Regions from separate parts of the Homo sapiens genome. Here region 1 is linked to region 2. Evidence: chromatin contacts called from ENCODE Hi-C data. All regions are on one chromosome and are shown on one strand. The core of a region is the stretch at or near the end of the contact, and the rest is flanking DNA. Distances in the headings are between cores, read along the strand shown.

Region 1 (2,700 bases), core at 113-2,612, 580 kb before region 2:
GAATGACATATTAAAATGTGTGAAATATACCTAGAGCTCGGCATAGAGGAAAATTTATTGTCTTAAAAGTACCTATTAGAAAATAAGAAAATCTGAAAGTCAAGAACAAGAAAAAGAACAACAATCACACTAAATTTACTAGAAGAAAGAAAATAATAAAGATAAAAAATAAATTAATAAAATAATATACATATTTAGTAAAAATATTTTTTTTAAATTCCGTTTCTTAATAAGACTAGTTATATTTCTGTGACAGTGCAAGCCTTTTCACAGAGATCAGCCCCCAGCAAGGGTCTGTCCAAAGAAAGTAGAGTGGTTAAGCTTACAGGATCCAGAGTGAGACTTCCTGGATTTGCATTCTTGACTTTGATGCTTAATACTTTTGAGACCTATGCTAGGAATAAAATCTTTCTGAGCCTCAATTTTCTCATCTGAAAATGAAATCATAATGGTACCTATCTCACAGGTTGAATGAGGATTAAACAAGATAATCATAGAAAGCACAATAAATATTTGCAATTATCAGTATCATTGAGACTTCTGAACCACAAGCCTGTTGCCACTATTGCATATCACTCTCTGTAGCCTGTTTCTGAAAAGAGTCAAAAGTGGGCAATAATAAGTGATAATGAGGACAGGTAGTATAGGAGAAAGTTAAAGTGTAGGATGAGTACTCAACCCAGAAGAACATGGCCAACTCATTGGAGAAGTTACCATCAACCCAATACTGCTGCTATACAGAAGAGTTTTATAGTGTAATCTGTAGAAAATGCAAAGGCCCATCTTACCATATGTGGATTTGATACTGAGAGCTACAGAGGGAGTATCTCTGGCAGCCTCTAAAAGTAGCAGTTTAAAAAACAGCATGAAATAAGAAAAGGCAAGGTCGTAATAGCCACAGAAAAGGAATGAGAAACTCCCATTTCCTGTCCAAGTCCCTGACGTCCAAGATGCAGGCTTTCTAAGGAGAAGCTGATAACCCCACTGTGATGGAGCAGTGTCATGGCATGCTGGAAAACCAGGGCAGAAGATAATTCCCAAGGAGAGATGGAAATAGACAACCAGCTCTAGAGTAAAAAAGCAGAGGTCAGAAGTGCAAGTTTTACATGCTGGCATCTTTCCAAAAAGTAGATCTCTGGGGAACAGGAGGACTCCCTGTGAATCATACAGTTATGAGTTTGTAATATTTATATTTTAGGGAATTTTTGGTTTTATGAAGCTGATAAGGAAAGAGGTGAGCCATTAACATAATAAAAACATACATATATATTTGGTCTAGGCCATTGTTTCCTGACAGGCACATAGCTGCTAAGACCCTTGGAATGTAGGAAGTGGTGTCTTTTTGTAGGCTAATGAATGACTGGTGACTAGAGGCGCTGGATAGCCCCAGAATGGGGGCTGATTGTCAGGGGAACCAACCCTGTAATTAGAAGGTTGGAACTTTCAGGTTCTCCCTCCTCCCATTCCCTTACCTGCCTTCTAACCTCTAGGTAGGGGAGAGAGGGATGGAAGTTGAGTCAATCACTAATGTCCAGTGATTTAATATATCATGCCTACATAAGGAAACTTCCATAAAAACCCAAAAGGACAGTGTTCAGAGTGCTCATAGGTTGATGAGGACATGGAGGTGCTGGGAGGGTGATAGGCCTGGAGAGGGCATAGAAGCTCCATGCCCCCACATACCTCACCCTATGCATTTCTTCCATCTACTGTTCCTAAATTATATCTGCTTAATAAACCAGTAACCTAGGAAGTAAGCTGTTTTTCTGCATTCTGTGACTTGTACCAGCAAATTACTGAACACAACGAGGGGTTCATGGGAATCCTGATTTATACCCAATTGATCAGAAGTGAGAAGGGAAGCCTGGACTTGGGGTTGGCGTCTGAAGTAGGGGCAATCTTGTGGGACTGAGCCCTTAACCTGCAGGATCTGATGCTAATTCCAGGCAGACAGTGCGAGAATTGAATCGAATTGTAGGACACCCAGTTAGTGTCAATGGAGAAGTGGAGAATTGCTTGTTGTGGAACAAATCCACACATATGGTCACAGCAGTGTTGGAAGTGTTGAGTGTGTGTATAGAGAAAAACAGTTTGTGTTTTCTTCTATAGGTTCATGGGGAGTTGTCCCCAGTGTGAGCATCAATCTTAATGCTAAGTAAAGTGAGAAGGGCCACAACAGAAAATCTGGACTCTTGTGAGTAGGATCATGACTAGTCTGCATATAGAAGTATTTATCACCCAAACCAGGACAGTCTTGAGAGTAAAAGCAGTCACTATTATAAATTTTGCAGGAACAATGTAGCTCAGTCAAACCAGGACTTCTGGTAAGTCTTGTCATAATTGATGAGAAAAAATTATATGAAGTAATCACAATGCCAAATTGTGCTTGGAGAGCCACCCATTTTAAGCCCCGCTTTGTTAAATAGGATGGACTCTCAGGAAATTATGTCACCTCACTAAAAGGGGAAAGCATCCCCCATTCCTGTAGTTTAGGCTACTGACTTACCCAATAGTCTGTTCTGGAAACTCTCTTGCATATTTACATATTGGGCCACTTCGCAAGTCTTCCTGATAAACTTTTTGAAGGCTTTCCAATAATATGCTTGTTCCAGGAAAAATTGTGTTTTTTCAAGTGTATGAAATATCCTGCAATCAAAAAGAATCCAGAGAAAATTAAAATTTAAAAATGATCTTGCAGAT
Region 2 (2,700 bases), core at 144-2,643:
AGATGCTGTGCTGTGACAGCCTTGAATTTGCATATTGCTAAAAGGAAGTGTCAAGTTTAGGCTAAGAAACAAATGAATGTCAAAAGTGGAAGCACAGAGCTTGAAGTTCAAGGTCAGCAGAGTCTCGCTGCAGGTGTCATCTGTGGGGAGCGAAGGCGTCTGGACCCAGCTGTGAATCCTGCTCAGTGCCCGCCTGGGCTGTACCTGCTTTGCAAACTGGCGCTCTCATATGCATGTTAACAAGCACACTGGGGCCCTCCCTGTTTTTACATATTTGTTTTTTTGTTTGTTTTGTTTTTTGGTTTTTTTTTTTTTTTTTTTTGAGGTAGAGTCTCACTCTGTCACCCAAGGTGGAGTGCAGTAGCGCGATCTCAGCTCACTGCAACCTCCACCTCCTGGGTTTAAGCATTTTCCCCTGCCTTGTGCCTCCCGAGTAGCTGGGATTACAGGCATGAACCACCACACCTGGCTAATTTTTTTGTATTTTTAGTAGGGACGGGGTTTCACCATGTTGGCCAGGCTGGTCTCAAACTCCTGACCTCAGGCAATCCACCTGCCTCGGCCTCCCAAAGTGCTGGGATTACAGGTGTGAGCCACCACACCCAGTCTTGTTTTTACATATTAAAAATACCCAATCTGGGCCTGGCCTGGTGTAAAAAAAAAAAAAAAAAAAAAAAAAGGATCTTTCCTGAGAACTTGTATTACTTCAGTATCACCCAGTCTCTGCCCACAGCCTCAGGGGAGAAGCTTTGAGCACAGGTTTTACAGAGCGTGAGAGACCCTTGGGCCTGGGAGAGCCTTGGGAAAGGAACATAAACTTGAAGGGAAAAAAGCAAGGCTCAGAAGTCAACACAAAGTGTGATAGCATTTCTAGAAAGTCCCACATAAGCCTGACTAAGCAATTTATTGTTTGGGGATACACGCATGTTACAACTTTTTTTTTTTTTTGAGAAAAGATCTCACTTTGTTGCCCAGGCTGGAGTACAGTGGCGAGATCATGGCTCACTGTAATCGCAACCTCCCGGACTTGAGCCGTCCTCCCACCTCAGCTTCCCCAGTAGCTGAGACCACAGGCATGCACCACCGTGGCCGGCTAATTGTTTTATTTTTATCTTTTAGTAGAGACAGGGTCTCTCTATGTTGCCCAGGCTGGTCTCAAACTCCTGGGCTCAAGCAGTCCTCCCTCGTTGGCCTTTCAAAGTGCTGAGATGACAGGTGTGAGCCACCGAGCCCGGCCAACAAGTTTTTTTAAGTGAAGGAAAACGAAAAACAAATTTCAGATTGGGGAACAGCTAGAGGCAGCCACAGGAACAACTTGCAGTGGGTGTTGGGCAGCAGGCTGAGTCACTCCCTGGCTCCACTGGGCTGTGTCATGTGCACACGCTTCATGTATGCCTTAAGTGACGTTCAAAAGAACACAATGCCACATGAAGCCTAACTCAGCAAGCCCTTTCTGTAAGAGGAGAAATAACTACCCCTGCTCTTGCCCACTTTCTTTCAACAGGGGCCAGCATCACCTGCTCCCCTCCCCCATCTCTATGTTCCATCTCTGGCAGCCTCTGCACAAAGGTGTCCTCCAGGAGGCCAGGTGGGCACCAAGGTTCTTGAAAAGAAAGGAAAGGGAAGCGCAGTGTTCCACAGCTGGTTCCCAAGAAAACAGCAAAACAACTGCGCACTCATTCTGAAGGACGGCAGACAAGACGGTTCCTCAACACATGAACTGGTTTTTCTTGATGAGTGATGGGTTTTTGACCCATTCCTGCTGCCCCTTCTGGGAAAACTGGGCAGCCCCAGGCTGTGTCAATGTCACCAGCTGAATTGTGTTACCCAAAATTCCAAGACTGAAGTCCTAACCAGAATCTCAGGATGTGACCTTCTTTGGAGATAGGGCCTTTACCAGGAAATTAAGGTAAAATGAGGCATTACGGTGGGCCTTAATCCAATGACTGGTGTCCTTATAACAAGAGGAGATTGGGACACAGGCTTACACACACATCCTTAGGGAAGAGGGAGGAGACAGCTATCTACCATCCGAGGAGAGATGCCTCAGGAGAAACCAAACCTGCCAACACCTTAGTCTCTGCCTTGCTGCCTCCAGGACTGCGAGGAAATTCATTTCTGAGGGTTCAGCCACCCAGCCTGCAGCACCTGCTATGACATCCTCGGAAAATGAAGACTGTGTGCCCTTTTTTCTACCTCCTGTGGTTCGAGGGCAGACCCAAGCCCGGGATAAAGCACGCTAGGTTTGGAATTCACTCCCACACTCCTTAAGATAGTTCCTACATAACCTTTGCTGAATTCCTCTAGCTTTCCATGCCTCTGTTTTCTCACTGGTAAAGTTGGGATCCTACGGCCTTCATCATGAAAGCTGTTAAGAAGATTGAGTTCATGTGAAGTTTAGAACAATGCCTGATACAGAGAAGCACTCAATAATGATGTTGGCTCCTACTACTATTTTTATTAGGAGACTTTTATTCATTAAGCAAGTATTTATTGAGCATCTGCTATGCCCTAGGGACAAACAGACCTAGATGACACTCATCTGGTTTAGTTGAATGGACCTAGCTGCAGGTACTACTTGGCCTGGAGGGGATCCGTCGGTATCCTCTTGGCTCCAGGAGCATCTCCTATTGCTGCACCCCAAGGGCCTGAATTGTTGCTGGTGTACATTAGGCACTCAACAACTGCACAGTGAAACAA

The links. Hi-C counts contacts between places; a loop is a spot of excess contacts on that map. Pooled maps may share reads with other maps.
Region 1: a pooled map shows a loop between it and region 2 (6-fold over the local background). The contact joins two enhancer-like sites. A Hi-C loop is called at or near these places in 3 of 37 single-sample maps with no recorded cell type and 3 of 50 pooled maps.

Annotation. Positions count from the first base shown.
Region 1 is chr7:48,249,158-48,251,857 of GRCh38, reverse strand. ABCA13 (ATP binding cassette subfamily A member 13) reads right to left here. Exons shown (of 62, transcript NM_152701.5): 15 at 2,507-2,646. Among named protein-coding and RNA genes, the nearest start is that of ABCA13, 79 kb to the right of the region's middle. Within about 2 kb of position 1,362, at least 2 of the 41 ENCODE cell types and tissues checked have a DNase peak (open chromatin) inside an H3K27ac peak, as active enhancers do.
Region 2 is chr7:47,668,329-47,671,028 of GRCh38, reverse strand. No RefSeq gene overlaps it. Among named protein-coding and RNA genes, the nearest start is that of LINC02902, 14 kb to the right of the region's middle. Within about 2 kb of position 1,393, at least 19 of the 41 ENCODE cell types and tissues checked have a DNase peak (open chromatin) inside an H3K27ac peak, as active enhancers do.